Regions from separate parts of the Homo sapiens genome. Here region 1 is linked to region 2. Evidence: chromatin loops called from intact Hi-C (ENCODE). Cell type or tissue: gastrocnemius medialis. All regions are shown on one strand. Each heading gives the region's core, and the rest is flanking DNA. Links, peaks and the distances in the headings are about the cores only. Region 1 holds the start of FAM171A2 (family with sequence similarity 171 member A2). Region 2 has its middle 20 kb from the start of GPATCH8.

What was found. Hi-C counts contacts between places; a loop is a spot of excess contacts. Peaks named below come from ENCODE experiments on the same cell type or tissue, not always from the same donor. Only the 100,000 strongest peaks of a DNase experiment are listed, where the experiment ranks them.
Region 1: it touches region 2 in a loop (8-fold over the local background); 4 of 110 quality-filtered maps call a loop at or near these places.

What each region holds. Positions count from the first base shown.
Region 1 is chr17:44,359,678-44,367,966 of GRCh38, forward strand. FAM171A2 (family with sequence similarity 171 member A2) reads right to left here and starts at 4,176. Exons shown (of 8, transcript NM_198475.3): 1 at 3,920-4,176; 2 at 228-455. The coding sequence starts at 4,037. It also overlaps the pseudogene RPL7L1P5. RefSeq lists enhancers at 1,160-1,760, 1,761-2,360 and a silencer at 3,888-4,267. In gastrocnemius medialis, for the core only: no CTCF peak of the experiment used is centred there; no DNase peak of the experiment used is centred there; H3K4me3 peaks cover 1,326 bases; H3K27me3 peaks cover 796 bases.
Region 2 is chr17:44,519,649-44,527,973 of GRCh38, forward strand. No RefSeq gene overlaps it. Among named protein-coding and RNA genes, the nearest start is that of GPATCH8, 20 kb to the left of the region's middle. RefSeq lists a silencer at 3,786-3,845. In gastrocnemius medialis, for the core only: a CTCF peak has its summit at 3,694 (motif pointing left); a DNase peak (open chromatin) is centred at 3,683.

The sequences.
Region 1 (8,289 bases), core at 290-8,289, 160 kb before region 2:
GAGGGATGGCCGGTCAGCTCCAGGAAAACCCACCCCCTACCCCCCAGCCAGGCACCCCCTCCATCTGAGTCCCAGAGGCTTCACCCTCCCTCAGCCCCCTCTGTGTACCCCAGCCCAGGCAGCAGCTGCTGGAAAGCCTCCCCCTCCACCCCCAAGGAGACTATTTTGGGAAGGGGCTGATGGAGGGTCAGCTGCTGTCCCCCCCCTCCACCTGCCCCTGCACTCACAGGGCAGCTTGTCAACACGCCAGGGCACAGAGTTGGTGAGGAAGCCAGGGCGGGCAGCAGTGACCAGCACCCAGGTGCCCAAGCGATAACTGAGGGGCAGGGTGGCCACACCCTCTGAGTCTGTGGTGCCAGCTGCCAGCAGAGTCCGGTTCCCAAACACATCCACTGAGGCCCGGGCCAGGGGCACCAGCTCCCCGCTCACATACACCTGCACCTTGATCAGGATCTCTGTGGGCAAGATGGGGCAAAGGGAGTGAGGACGAGGGAGGGGGAAAGAGAACTGGGGGGAGCCCCAAGATCAGAGGAAGGAGCTGTGTTTGAGAGAGTCTTTTGGGCTGAGGCTAGAGAAGGCATGATTTAAGACCCAGCATTCACAGAGCACTCACTGAAACCTCCTATCAGCCCATGCCGGAGGTGGGACTATTCCTGTATTTCATCGTCTAACACATGCGCTGTGTCACATTTTCACAATTCTAAACTCGGGCTATGCCTATGATTGATGATGCCATCGTTATAACTGGCAGCATTTCTTCCTTTCTTACTGGTACCTGAAATCATGGTGCATCTTACAGTCAGTGGTGTATTGGATTTGATAATATATGCTCTTAGTCCATTTTACAGATAAGGAAACTGAGGCTTAGAGAGTTTAGATACTTGGACTACAGCTAAGTGGAGATCTGGGATCCAGACCTGGCAGTCTGCCTCTAGAAGCGACATTCTTAACCCCGGGCCTGGGGAGAGGAGAAGGACAGGAGGGCTGAGAAAGGCTAAGTAAAGCTGGGTCCGCAGGCGGAGAGGAGAAGGGTCAAGATTCAGCAGTTTGAAAGGGAGGATGGAGGCTAGGGCAGAGTTTGGGGTCTTGGGAAAAAATTGACAGGGGACACTAGGAAACTGGTCATTCCCATCATTCATCCTTTTCCCAGAATCCTTTGCACAAGCCTGTTTCCCTTCAGATTTAGGGACTCACCCCAACCCCATGCCCAAACAAATTACTTCTGCCTCCTCCCCCTCACATGAACCGCCTGCCCCCTCCCAGCTGGTCAGCTACAGTCAGTCACCATGGCAACGCCCTCATTCCTCCCAGGAGATCAGGCAGGGAGCTGGGGCCCTGGTAAGGGAAAGGAGATCTAGGGGGGAGCAACCCAGGCCCAAGAGAACTATTGTGGAGGGGGCTGGGGAGGGAAGCCCAAGTCTTTTGCTTTCCAGGGATGCCTCTGCCCACAGCCCGTGGAGAATCTGGCCAGGCCATCAGGCAGGCGTCCTGCCCTCAGATGGCGTGATGGGAAGGAACCAAGCCTTGAGTTGTTCCCATGGATTCTCCAGGCAGTCTCTCTGATCCAGGGCACCCCTTCCCATCAGCACAGCCCCTCCCTCAAGAACACACTTCGCCCCTACCTTCCTGCTAACAAGGTGTGTCATGCATGTATGGACACCTCAGTGGGGGGCCCAGGAGACAGGTGGGAAGTGGGCTGAGTGCTGGATGCAAATCTAGTGGGGGTTGGGTATGGAAGGAAGAGTCTGGAGCTGAGAGCAGCAGGGCCTGGGGAGGTCAGGGTGCTGTGGAGACTTCAAGGAGAGGGAAGGCCTTAGAGTGGAGCCTGACACTCAGCAGTGACAGGTGTCTTAGCTCAGGCTCCCAATCCGCAGCCAGCGCCACGCCTGCCCTAGGCATCCCATCCAGCTGTTCCCCTGAGCCCACCTCCCCTCCCAGGCCAGAGCCCAACCCTGCAGGGTGGGTGCACACTCCACTCACTCTCGCTCTCTGCTCCTCCAGGAAGCTGGCACCCCTTTACTGTTTTTTTGCACATTTGATGTGATTTAATTCTTACTTCAATTTGATGATGTAGGCACTATCCTTCCATGTCTTACAAATGAACAAATTATGGCTCAGAGAGGTTAAGTGGCATGGGGTGGGGGGAGGTAGAGCCTAGGAGGACGTGTGCAAGGTCCTCATCCATCCCCCTGCCAACACCCATTAGGAATTCGGAGAAGCTAGAAGGTCCTGGCTACTCCCACCTCCATCCCGGGCTTAGGAACAGCTGGATAGAGCAGCTGGGGAGAGGGATCCCGAGTCTGAGATATGGTCATTTGAGGGAATGCCTTGGGTTCAAGAGTCAGAGTTTCAGAAGAGGGAGGGGGCTGGGGAAACAAAACTGGGGTGGGCTGGTAAGGATCTGTGCCAACCTTGCGGGTGGGGGAGAAGGGAGGGGGCAGGTGCCTAGCAGATTCCCTTCCCCCTTTCCCTCAACCTGGGCTCCCCGCCAGCTGCCCCAGAGAACCCCCAATCCTGGCTCTATTCCAGCCAATTCCCTGGGCCCCTTCCCCTGAGGTGCAGGGACTTGAGGGGAGGGGCGTCCTAAGAAACTAGGGCTTCTTCCTACTAAGAAAAGCCTGATCTCCTCCCCGAGAGAGCTGGGGGAGACTGAGGCAGAGGGTGAACCCTACCCATTCCTCGAAGCCTGACATTCCATATAGTATCCACCTCTCCCGGCTCTAGGCCTGCCTCAGTCCAGGAGGAAATCCGACCCCCTCCCTTCATCCGGACCCCACTTCCCTCATCCAGACCCCCCCACTCTGCTTTTCCTGCCAGCTCCTTAGTGTGGGGGGTGAGGAGTGAATACTGCTTCAGGCAGGGATGGGGCCCACAGGCAGGAGAGGGAGAGCAGGACCCGGGAGGTGGACTCAGGACTGGAGTGGGCGGAGGCCCCCAAGCGTCCAGGCCTGCCTGTGGGATGTGTTGTCAGGGTCTTGCTCCCCCACCCTTTCCTGCTGCAGGAGCCGGCCCCACCCCCACCTCACACACCCACCTGCGCCCGGTGAGTCGCTGGGAAGGGTCTCCTCCACTGCGAAGATGTGAGATGAGGAGGGGGTGATATGGGGGCGGGCAGGGGACAGGAATGCCAGGAGGCCTGCTGAATGGGGGGGGACCCAGGCACCTGCCCTCCCAGCCGGCACTGCCCACAGCCAGCTAGCTCAGCATGGCTCCACGACCACAAGCCTGCCATGCTCCCTCAGCTGGGAATCACAATGTACCCCCTTTTCTTAGAGGCCCACAACTGCGGCTCGTCCTCCATCATAGGCTCACAAGCATTTATTTGGTGCACCCCAAACTCTAAACCAGGGGGGCTGGCTGGGAGCTGTCAGGCTCCAGGGCAAAGAACCCCATTAGAGCAGTCAATCCCGCCCACAGCCTCACCCACTCCCCCTTCTCCCCTCCCCCCTTCAAACCCAGCTCCAGGCTCCCAGCCTCCGGTCCCGGCCTAGGGTGGCAGCGGATGCCGGCGCCCCCACCCCGCCAGGGTCGGGAGCGAGCAACCCGCAGGGGGCTGCGGAGCAGGCGCCCGCCCCAGCCCGCCCCTGGGCGGGTGTCTTCGGTAGACAATGGCTCAGGCAGCAGCGCCTCGCGGACCAGGAGGGAGAAAAACAAATAGGGAGAGGGCGGCGGCGCAGATCCTGGGGACCCTCGCACTACCCATTGTGTCTCCCCAAGACCCCCGCCCCGGACGGCCTCCCTCTCCCCGCCTCCACTTTCCCCCAGAAGCGCCAACCCCAGATCGCTTAGCTCCCCCCACCCGAATCCAGGGAACAGAATACCACTCAATTCACGAACGCCGCGAAGAGGGGGCTGACGGGCGGGAGCCTGATCAGGGGGCGCAGGCCCGCGATCGCGGCCCCTCCCGGCTGAGACTCACCCTGCGGGCTGGGGGGCTCCGGCGGCGACTTGCCGGGAGCCCGGGAGGCGCTGCCGAGCAGCAGCCCCAGCAGCGGCAACAGCCGCGCGAGGACGCTGGGGCCACTCGCCGGCGGCATCGCGGGGCTAGGCCGGGCCCTAGCGGTCCATGGCTCCCGCCTGGTCCCGCTCGCCCGGCCCCGCGCAGCCCCAGCTCTGCGCCGCGCCTCGCAGCTCCGGCTCCCGCTCCCGCTGCGGCGCCCGCTCAGCGCGATTGTCTCCGACCGGAGCCGCCGCAAGCGCCCCCTGCAGGCGGCGCGCCACACCGCTGGCCCTCCGGCACCGCCCCCTCCCGGCCCCGCTCCGCCCGCCGCCCCCCGGTACTGCCCACCTTCAGCCCACCCCGCAGCCCCCGCGCTCTGCGCTCCCAGACTCTGCGCTGCAAAGGAGTGTCGGGATTAGGGTCCCATCACCCGGGTTCTTGGGTTTCGAGAGTCCCCAAAATTTGGTGCAAAATTTGTGTGTGTGTAGGTGGGGAGTGGATATTGCCTACAACACTCTCAAGGGGTACGGTCATGAAAGTCTCAGAAAACTGTAAGAACTCCCTGCTCGATGGCCCCCTTCTCCCGGTAGAACACCTAGGCAGTGCTGGGGTGATAGCAGGGAAGGCCCCCTAGACCCCCCTAAGTCTCTCTTTTTTTTTTTTTTGAGACAGATTTTTTTTTTTCAGAGACAAGTGAACATTTATTTTTGGGCCTTTCTTCCTATTTCAAGTCTTTTTCAAAACAAGGCCCCAAGAATCTCCAAATTCAATTATGTCCCTGGGCTTGGCCGACTGGTGCAGGAGTCTTAGGGAGCCTTGTACAAATGCTAGAGTTACTCACTTACCGACATTAAACTAAAACGCTGGAATTTTTCCTTGGAAACTGGACTGTGATTAGAGGTGCTTGCCATGAACATAAGCTACTGTTTCTTCTCCTTCTTTTTTTTTTTTTTTTTTTTTTTGAGAGAGAGTCTTGCTCTGTTGCCCAGGCTGGAGTGCAGTGGCGTGATCTTGGCTCACTGCAACCTCTGCCTCCCGGGTTCAAGTGATTCTCCTGCCTCAGCCTCCCAAGTAGCTGGGACTACAGGTGCACGCCACCATGCCCGGCTAATTTTTGTATTTTTAGTAGAGACAGCGTTTCACTATGTTGGCCAGGCTGGTCTCGAACTCCTGATCTCAAGTGATCTACCCGCCTCGGCCTCCCAAAGTGCTGGGATTACAGGCGTGAGCTTCTGTCTTTTCTTTGACCCTTCCTTTCCAGTTTTTGAAGATAAAGCTGGAAATAATCTTCTCTGAAGATACTTGATAAAAATTCCCAAAAAAACAAAAACACATGCTTCTACTACCCATGCTTCCACTTCATTAATAAAAATTTACTGCAGTTTGGCACCTGGGTCTAGTTCAGCTGGCGGATGAGCTGACTGATGCGTTCACCCTGATAGCCAGGTGTGCCCATCTCCTTGAGGAAGCCCACTGTATTTTTGGTAGCATGACGGGCCACTGAGAGGTAGAAAGGGCGTAACAACCATGAGACCTCCTGGAAATGCTTCCCTGGGACGGCAATTTCATGACTGAGGTCTTCCAAGCAAACGACACCAAACTTCCCCAGGTGCTTCTCAATCACTGTGTTGTCTGTCAGAGGAATGGTCTTATTCCTTATTCCTGACCTTGGCTTGTCCATGTTTCAAAATGAGTTCCTGGACAGACTTCAGATTTGGAAATCCCCAGGTCACATAAGGTTCCACCATACGCAGCATTTTTAGGTTCTGGGGGGTGACTTTTACAAAGACACCACTAAAAATTTTCTTTAGGCAAAGTCTTACAATGGTTCTCTGCACCAGTAAACTCACGCCATCAATTCTTTCGATGTGTACAACAAAGGCCAAGGAATGTTTATCTGGCAATTCCAAGGCATGATGTTTCACTTCTAGTTGTCTGAGATGCACTTTGTCACATTTCTGCCATCAGGAATCATGTAGGAATGATTCCAGTTGCTTAAACCTGAGCCCTTTTCCTTTCCTCTGCTCTTTCTTTGACAAAAGTGCCTGCTTTGCCTGGGTGGCTTTGAGGGCTTGGTAAGCCTTTTTTTCAGGAGATTTTCTAGAACCAAAGGGATTTTTCTTTGCTCTTGCTCGCCATTTTTCTAGTGTTGCAGCTACCGATCATTAAGACAGAGTCTTTTGCTGTTGCCCAGGCTGGAGTGCAATGATGCAATCTCGGCTCACTGCAACCTCTGCCTCTTGAGTTCAAGAGATTCTTGTGCCTCAGCCTCCTGAGTAGCTGGAATTACAGATGCCTGTCACCATGCCCGGCTAATTTTTGTATTTTTAGTAGAGATGGGGTTTCACCATGTTGGCCAGGCTGGTCTTGAACTTGTGACCTCAGGTGATCCACCCGCCTCAGCCTCCCAAATTGCTGGGATTACAGGTGTGAGCCACCGTGCCTAGCCCTAAGTCTCTTATTAAGCCATTGGCAAGATATTCAGCCTTCTGGTCTTCAGTCTTCCTTTAAAATGGGAGTTGTCATAATCTCTACCTCATAGGGTTGCTGTAACAACTAAATGAGATGTAATGGCCAAATAATGATGTCAAAAGAGTCTAGCACAAGCCTCACAGGAGCAGGGGCGTAATAAATGCTGTTACTGTTGGCCCAGGGTGAGGTAGGGACTCACCTGTGCCCAGGTAATATGATCCATTGCTGGGCAGTGCTAATGGCTAAGGAGTGTTTCCAGGGCTGGCAGCAGCCTTTCTCTTCCACCAGTTGGTGATTCTCAGTGGTCTTGGTTCTGGCTTTGTGAATGATAAACTGGGTCTCTCCTTTGTCCTCAGCCATTGAATCCCATATTTGAGGACAGCTATTGGCTTGCCCTAGTCCCAGCCAAGCTCTCTTTCCTTCCAGTTCAATATTTCTGGTTGTCATCATCAATCAGTTTCCACCTGGCCAAATCCTTAACTGGTATCTCTTCCCTGGTTCTCTCTGGTTTGTCACCTTCTCTTTCTCACTGTATGGTGGCCAAGAGGGGACTGGATACCTAAGGCAAGGACCCCATTTCCCAGAGAACAGCAACCCTCCTGGTTGGGTCTTCTGATTTAAGGGGACATCATTATAAGCTTGTGGACAGAATGAAAACTGCCAGTGTATCTGTCTCTCTTCTTTCTTTCTCCCTTCCTTCTTCCCTTCTTCTTTTCATTTCTCTCTCTCTTTTCTTTTCTCTCTCTCTCTCTCTCTCTTTCTTTTTTTGATGGAGTCTTGCTCTGTCACCCAGGCTGGAGTGCAGTGGCTGCGATCTTGGCTCACTGCAACCTCCGCCTCCCGGGTTCACGCCATTCTCCTGCCTCAGCTTCCTGAGTAGCTGGGACTACAGGTGCCCGCCACCACGCCCGGCTAATTTTTTTGTATTTTTAATAGAAACGGGGTTTCACCGTGTTAGTCAGGACGGTCTCGATCTCCTGACCTCGTGATCCACCTGCCTTGGCCTCCCAAAGGGCTGGGATTACAGGTGTGAGCCACCGCGCCCAGCCTCTCTCTGTTTTCAACAGAAATTTCCATCTCACCAGATTTCCCAGTGCTATTCTTATGTAACCAGTTTTTTGGAACCTCAACACAAGACTTAGCACTCATCCCTGGTGAATTTCATCTTGTTGGTTTCCACCCAACTTTACAATCTGTCAAGGCTGCTTTGAATCTGCTTCAGTCACCCATTGTGTTGGAGCTCCCTCCCAGCCAGCAGCCATCTGCAGGGTGAAGATGGCTTCCTCTACCTCCATTCAAGGGACTCATAACAATGCCAGGCAGCCCAGGGCCAGGATGGAGCTTCATAGAGATCTCCTTCAGCTTTATCAGAATTGTTCAGGTCTAAATCCGAGTCCCTAGGATCCAGCTCACATTTACGTCTTGTCTATAAGGACAAATGCCAAATGCTTTGCTGGATCAAGATAAGTTGTCTGGAGCCATCCAATCGCAATGACAGAAGGAGGAGGCAATTTGGCTGGTATTCAAGGATCACGGCTTAATCTTTTCTTAAATGCATTCAGTCACCCAAATAGAAACCTGTTCCGAAACTTGCCATGCATGGATGTCAAAATATTCTCTTCAGAATTTACTATTTACACCTTTGGGTAGAATCAAATACCAACAGCTCTTGCTGTTGTATTGTTCATCAATGGCTTCCCCCAACACTTGGCGTCAAGTCCAAAGTCCTCCCCATGGCCACGGGGTGTTCCTGCCCCCATCCCCCATCTCCTGAACCCTCACCCACACCTGCCTCCAGCCACATGGGCCTCCTTGCTTTTTTTGAACACACTAAGCCAGCTCCTACCTCAGGGCCTTTTCACTGGCTGCTCTTTCTT
Region 2 (8,325 bases), core at 292-8,291:
CGGGTGGATCACGAGGTCTAGAGATCCAGACCTGGCCAACATGGTGAAACCCCGTGTCTACTAAAAATAAAAAATTAGCCGGGTGTGGTGGCGCACGCCTGTAGTCCCAGCTACTCAGGAGGCTGAGGCAGGAGAATTGCTTGAAGCTGGGTGGTGGAGGTTGCAGTGAGCTGAGATGGTGCCACTGCACTCCAACCTGGCGACAGAGTGAGACTCCGTCTCAAAAAAAAAAAAAAATTATCTGGGTGTGGTGGTGACATGTGCTTGTAACCCCAGCTACTCAGGAGGCTGAGGTGGGAGGATCACTTGAGCCTGGGAGGTCAAGGCTGCAGTGAGCAAGTGGCGATCCCGCCACTGCACTCCAGTCTGGGCAACAGAGCAAGAGCCTGTCTCAAAAAAAAAAAATGTATTTCTATGAGGCAAGGGGCTGTGGCATCCACCTTCCCTCTGAAGATTCTCCAGGCTGAGAGATGAAGCAATCACCTCAAGAGACTTACTGAATATTTAAGCAGGGATTGGCCCCGGACACTTGGCACCATTCAGACTTTGGAGGAACAGACCTGATTTAGATATGATCTTCAATGTCCATGGGTCTGGTGTAGGGACAGGAAAGAGTCTGTAAGGGGTTCAGTGTGGACTGAGGTCTGACTCTCCTTGACAGGGGAAGACTGATAAGAGGTGATGAAGGTCTGAACTAGATTTTTTACTATTTTATTCTTTTAAAACGATTTTTCTACATATCAGTACAAACAATTTTACCTAAACACATTAAGTGTTATTCTATCTTCCAAACTTTTTAAAGCAGTGTTTTGTTTGTTTGTTTTTGAGACAGGGTCTTCCTCTGTCACCCAGGCTCGAGTGCAGTGGCACGATCATGGCTCACTGCAGCTTCAAACTCCTGGGCTCAAGTGGTCCTCCTACCTCAGCCTCCTGAGTAGCTGGGACTACAGGCACACGACACTATGCTCGGCTAATTTTTTTATTTTTGTTTTTTGTAGAGACAGGGTTTCACCATGTTGCTCAGGCTGGTCTCAAACTCCTGGGCTCAAGCAATCTGCCCACCTTGGCCTTCCAAAATGCTAGGATTACAGGCATTAGCCACCACACCAAACCTAGTCTTCTTCTTTTTTTTTTTTTTTTGAGACGGAGTCTCGCTTTGTCACCAGGCTGGAGTGCAGTGGCATAATCTTGGCTCACTGCAACCTCTGACTCCCATGTTCAAGCGATTCTCCTGCCTCAGCCTCCCAAGTAGCTGGGACTACAGGCGCGTGCCACCATGTCCAGCTAATTCTTGTATTTTCAGTAGAGACGGGGTTTCACCATGTTGGCCAGGATGGTCTCGATCTCTTGACATCGTGATCTGCCCGCCTCAGCCTCCCAAAGTGCTAGGATTACAGAAATGAGCCACTGCGCCTGGCCTAATCTTGTTTTTAAACTTCTTTTTTCCTCTCCTTCTCTCCCAACCAGGTAACCCATGTCCACTACCCAGTTTGTATTCATTCACTTTTTATTGCTCATATAGTCATATATATACACACATATATATGTGTACAGGAAATATAGGGGATTTGTTGTTAGTTTTCAAAAAACAGGATCACATTATTCACACTTTTTGCTTCTTGCTTTTCTTTCTCAACAATACCTCCTAAATATTCCTCCAAGACAATTGTTACAGCTCTACAGCTCCCTTCTTTTTTGTTTTTTGTTTTTGTTTTTGTTTTTGAGACGGAGTCTCGCTCTGTGGCCCAGGCTGGAGTGCAATGGTGCGATCTTGGCTCACTGCAACCTCCACCTCCCGGGTTCAAGCAATTCTCCTGCCTCAGCCTCCGGAGTAGCTGGGACTACAGGCACGCACCATCACACCCAGCTAATTTTTGTATTTTTAGTAGAGACAGGGTTTCACCATATTGGCCAGGCTGGTCTCAAACTCCTGACCTCGTGATCCGCCTGCCTCGGTCTCCCAAAGTGCTGGGATTACAGAAATGAGCCACTGTGCCTGGCCCTCAGTTCCCTTCTTTTTAAAGACTGAATAATATTTCACTGAATGGCTGTTAACCATTTATTCAACCATTCGCTGATGGGCATTTACTGTTTTCAGTGTTTTGCAACTAACTAATCCTACACTGAGCATCCTTAGACTGTACACCTATCCCTATGGATGGCTGGTTTTATTTCCATGGGATAGATTTCTAAGAGTAGGATTGCTCGGTTAGAGAGTAGATATGTGTTTCTTTGTTGTTGTTGTTGTTTGAGACAGAGTCTCTGTCGCCCAGGCTGGAGTGCAGTGGCGCAATCTCAGATCACTGCAACCTCAGCCTTCTGGGTTCAAGTGATTCCCCTGCCTCAGCCTCCCGAGTAGCTGGGATTACAGGCACATGTCCCCATGCCTGGCTAACTTTTTGTATTTTTACTAGAGACGGGGTTTCACTGTGTTAACCAGGATGGTCTGGATCTCCTGACCTCGTGATCTGCTTGCCTCGGCCTCCCAAAGTGCTGGGATTACAGGCCTGAGTCTTTTTTAATAATTGTGTTTCCATGAATCCTCTATCCATGACTTCACCATTTTTCCGTGAAGTGTTTGTCTTTTTCTTGTTAACTTGTAAGATCTTTTTGTATAGTACAGCTGTTAACTCATGGCTTGCCACCTGCATTACAACGTATTTCTAAATCTACTATTTTCCTTTTTAAAAGAAAATTTTCCTAATGCCTGTATTTATGTCCTGTTTTTCCATCCCCAAAATGTTTTAACTTTTATACAGTGAAATATTTATACCCTTTTTTTCCTGTTGTAGCTTCTCGATTTTCAATCTTGGTTAATATTTTCCCACTCTTATACATCATACATGCGGGCTTCTAGATTTTCATTAGATTTTATGCATTTAGTTTTATATTTAAATTTTTGATCCAGCTGGAGTTTATTTTTGCATATGGTATAAGATAAAGCTCTAATTTTATTTTCTTCCATTTGGAAATCCAGCTATGGTAAAATCATTTTTATTCTTTTCCCACTTAACTGAACAAACCCCTGTGTTATATATTAGAATTTCAGCCAGGCCTGGTGGCTCAAGCCTGTAATCCCAGCTCTTTGGGAGGCCAAGGAGGGTGGATCACTTGAGTCCAGGAGTTTGAGATCAGCCTGGGCAACATAGTGAAACCTTGTCTCTACAAAAAATATAAAAATATTAGCCGAGGGTGGTGGTGCAGCACCTGTAGTTCCAGCTACTAGGGAGCCTAAGGTGGGAGGATCACCTGAGGTCGGGGCTGCAGAGAGCAGAGATCACGCCACAATAAGGCAAGTCCATCCTCATTCTCTTTTTTTTTATACCTTAATTGACACTCACTATCATATATTAAAACTTTTTTTTTTTTTTAGCTGAGAATGATTAGGAGAGTGGATTGAAAGGATTTCCCTGGTCCAGAAACTGGAATTCAGTGGGGCGCCACCTTAGCACGGGACCCAAGGGGATACAGGACAGGATGGAAGGGAGGTCATTCATCATATCTTGTTTTAGGTCCTGGGGACCGAAAGAGGTCCAACTTGGAGCAGGTACATTGGTCTAAGCCTAGTTCTGTTCGGTTCCGGCTCGACCCCCAAGTACGTGAACGTGGCCCAGGGCTGCAATGGGAATGCTTGGGCAGTCACCTACTCTCCTGCCAGGGCAATGCAGTTGCCTTTAAGCCTCTACCGCCCCCTGGTGCTGTCTGACCTGGGGTTTCCAGAACCAAGCTCCCTCTCCCAGAAGCCTCCAGTTCGAGGAAGAAGGTCCCTTGGGGCCAATAGGGGTTTAAAGAAGCCGTTGGGGACAGAGGGTCTTAACCTGTACCATCGAATACCTGGTCAGACACCAGAAACTGCTTCAAACTTACTGTACTCAAATCTCTCTTATCTCCACCAACCCTTCTTATTTGCTATGATTTTGAGCTACTGGTGGGAGCTATTCCTGCCTTCCCTGATCACCTACAGAGCTGATCATCTACTGTGGAAGACAATACATCAATTCCTAAGCTATCTGATAAGTGAACAATCCAGGAGAGGTCCCCACGTGCTGCCACTGAGTAGGGGACAATCGGTTCTAGTTCTAGGGGCAGGAAAGCTCAACAGGGGCAGGACAGGGAAGGGCCGATGGAAGAGATGGGCTTGGAGACAGTCCCTGGAGAATGGCTCCAATTTGGATCATCAGGGAAAGGAGAACATACATGAAAAAGAGGGAGTGAGGAGGATGGTAGGACTTCCATTTCCTGTAATGATAGGCTAAGTTATTCAGACCAACCTTCCCATTGAAAACAAATGCAAAAGCTGGATAAAGGCTTTTTAAAAAAAAAATCCTCCTCTCCCTCTCCCTCTCCCTCTCCCCACGGTCTCCCTCTCCCTCTCTTTCCACAGTCTCCCTCTCCCTCTCTTTCCACGGTCTCCCTCTGATGCCGAGCTGAAGCTGGACGGTGCTGCTGCCATCTCGGCTCACTGCAACCTCCCTGCCTGATTCTCCTGCCTCAGCCTGCCCAGTGCCTGCGATTGCAGGCGCGCGACGCCACGCCTGACTGGTTTTCGTATTTTTTTGGTGGAGACGGGGTTTCGCTGTGTTGGCCGGGCTGGTCTCCAGCTCCTAACCGCGAGTGATCCGCCAGCCTCGGCCTCCCGAGGTGCCGGGATTGCAGACGGAGTCTCGTTCACTCAGTGCTCAATGGTGCCCAGGCTGGAGTGCAGTGGCGTGATCTTGGCTCGCTACAACCTCCACCTCCCAGCAGCCTGCCTTGGCCTCCCAAAGTGCCGAGATTGCAGCCTCTGCCTGGCCGCCACCCCGTCTGGGAAGTGAGGAGCGTCTCCGCCTGGCCGCCCATCATCTGGGATGTGAGGAGCCCCTCTGCCTGGCTGCCCAGTCTGGAGAGTGAGGAGCGTCTCTGCCCGGCCGCCATCCCATCTAGGAAGTGAGGAGCGCCTCTTCCCGGCCGCCATCACATCTGGGAAGTGAGGAGCATCTCTGCCCGGCCACCCATGGTCTGAGAAGTGAGGAGACCCTCTGCCTGGCAACCGCCCCGTCTGAGAAGTGAGGAGTCCCTCCACCCGGCAGCCGCCCCGTCTGAGAAGTGAGGAGCCCCTCCGCCCAGCAGCCACCCCGTCTGGGAAGTGAGGAGCGTCTCTGCCCAGCAGCCACCTCGTCCGGGAGGGAGGTGGGGGGATCAGCCCCCCGCCCAGCCAGCCGCCCCGTCCGGGAAGTGAGGGGCGCCTCTGCCCGGCCGCCCCTACTGGGAAGTGAGGAGCCCCTCTGCCCGGCCAGCCGCTCCGTCCGGGAGGGAGGTGGGGGGGTCAGCCCCCCGCCCGGCCAGCCGCCCCGTCCGGGAGGTGAGGGGCGCCTCTGCCCGGCCGCCCCTACTGGGAAGTGAGGAGCCCCTCTGCCCGGCCAGCCGCCCCGTCCGGGAGGGAGGTGGGGGGGTCAGCCCCCTGCCCGGCCAGCCGCCCCGTCCGGGAGGGAGGTGGGGGGGTCAGCCCCCCGCCCGGCCAGCCGCCCCGTCTGGGACATGAGGGGCGCCTCTGCCCGGCCGCCCCTACTGGGAAGTGAGGAGTCCCTCTGCCCGGCCACCACCCCGTCCGGGAGGTGTACCCAACAGCTCATTGAGAACGGGCCATGATGACAATGGCAGTTTTGTGGAATAGAAAGGGGAAAGGTGGGGAAAAGACTGAGAAATCGGGTGGTTGCTGTGTCTGTGTAGAAAGAGGTAGACATGGGAGACTTTTCATTTTGTTCTGTACTAAGAAAAATTCTTCTGCCTTGGGATCCTGTTGATCTGTGACCTTACCCCCAACCCTGTGCTCTCTGAAACATGTGCTGTATCCACTCAGGGTTGAATGGATTAAGGGCGGTGCAAGATGTGCTTTGTTAAACAGATGCTTGAAGGCAGCATGCTCCTTAAGAGTCATCACCACTCCCTAATCTCAAGTACCCAGGGACACAAACACTGTGGAAGGCCGCAGGGTCCTCTGCCTAGGAAAACCAGAGACCTTTGTTCACTTGTTTTTCTGCTGACGTTCCCTCCACTATTGTCCTGTGACCCTGCCAAATCCCCCTCTGCGAGAAACACCCAAGAATGATCAATTAAAAAAAAAAAATCCTTAGCAATATTACAGATATTTGACAAGAGAGATGAATTTCCAGGCCAAAACTTAAAGGAAAGTGGGATCCCAGAGAGGCATTGGAAGACAGAGCAGAAGAAATTACCCAGAATGCAGAAAAGGGACAAAAAGAAGAGTTTGAGACACATGGAGGATACAATGAAAGAATCTAATATCGTTTAATCAGAATTCTAGAAGGAAAAAAAAAAAAAGAAGCCAGGCATGGTGGTGCATGCATACCTTTCATCCCACTATGTGAGTATTGCTTGAGCCAGGATTTTGAACCCAGCCTGGGCAAAACAGCAAGACCCCATTTTATTTTATTTAAAATACTTTTTTTTTAAAGGAAAGAACAAGAGAATGTGGCAAGGTGAAGATTTGAAAAGATAATGGCTGAGAATTTCCCAATTCTGATGGAGCATCAATCCACAAGTTCTGGAAGCGTGAAGAATTCTAAGCAGGATAAATAAAATAGAATCTACATGCAGATACATCACAATGAAATGTCAGAATTCTGAATACAGAAAGAAAAAAAATTTTATTTTGAGAGAAAGTCTCACTCCATCACCCAGGTTGGAGTGCAGTGGCGTGATCTCAGCTCATGATCTCAGCTCACTGCAACCTCTGCCTTCAGGTTCAAGAGATTCTCCTGCCTCAGCATCCCGAGTAGCTGGGATTACAGGTGCCCACCACCACATCCAGCTAATTTTTGTATTTTTAGTAGTCACGGGGTTTCACTGTGTTGGCCAGGCTGGTCTTGACTCCTGACCTCGAGTGATCTACCCACCATGGCCTCCCAAAGTGCTAGGTGGCATGAGCCACTGCGCCTGGCCTGAATATAGAAAGAAAATCTTAAGAGCAGCCTTCTCAACAACAGCAATAATGGAAGCCATAAGCCAGTAGAATGATATCTTGAACATACTGAAAGAAAATAACTTCCAACCTAGAATTCAAGAGTAAATGTTCTTTTCTTTTCTTTCTTTCTTTTTTATTTTGAGATGGAGTCTTTCTCTGTCACCCAAGCTGGAGTGCAATGACATGATCTCAGCTCACCGTAACCTCTGCCTCCCGGGTTCAAGTGGGGCAGCCTACTCCTGCCCCAGCCTCCCAAGTAGCTGGGATTACAGGCACCCACCACCACGCCCAGCTAATTTTTGTAGAGACGGAGTTTCACCATGTTGATCAGTCTGGTCTCGAACTCCTGACCCTCAGGTGATCCACCTGCCTCGGCCTCCCAAAGTGCTGTTATTACAGGTGTGAGCCACCACACCCAGCCAAGACTGAATTTTCAAACAAGTAAAAACTAAAACAGTTTGCTATCAGCCTCACTGAAGTGCCTCATGAAAAAAATTCTAAAGGATGCAATTCAGGCAGAAGGAAAGGGATCCCAGATGGAAGGTCTGAGATGCAAGAAGGGATGAGGATTTGTACACAAATGTTCATGGCAGTATGATTCATAATAGCCAAAAAGTGGAAGCAACTCAATGTCCATCAACAGATGAATGGATAAACAAAATGTGGTATATCCATACAACGGAATATTATACAGCCATAAAGAGGAATGAAGTGTTGATACATGTTATGACATGGATGGACTTTGAAAACATTATATTAAGTGAAAGAATCCAGACACAAAAGGCCACATATTACATGTTCCATTTATGTGAAATGTCCAGAGTAGGCAAATCCACAGAAACAGAAGGTACACTTGTGGTTGCCAGAGAGGGGGGGAGGAGGGAGGAATGGCAAATAATAGGTACAGGATTTCTTTTGAGAGTGATAAAAATGTTACGGAATTAGATAGTGGTAATGGTTGTACAACCTTGTCAATATACTAAAAGCCACTGAATCGTACACTTCAAATGGTGAATATTATTATTATTATTATTATTATTATTATTATTATTTTGAGATGGAGTCTTGCTCTGTTGCCCAGGCTGGAGTACAGTGGTGTGATCTCAGCTCAATGCAAGCTCTGCCTCTGGGTTCAAGCAATTCTACTGCATCAGCCTCCCAAGTAGCTGGTGAGAGGTGACAGCGTGCTGGCCGTCCTCACAGCCCTCGCTTGCTCTCGGCGCCTCCTCTGCCTGGGCTCCCACTTTGGCGGCACTTGAGGAGCCCTTCAGCCCACCGCTGCACTGTGGGAGCCCCTTTCTGGGCTGGCCAAGGCCAGAGCCAGTTCCCTCAGCTTGCAGGGAGGTGTGGAGGGAGAGGCG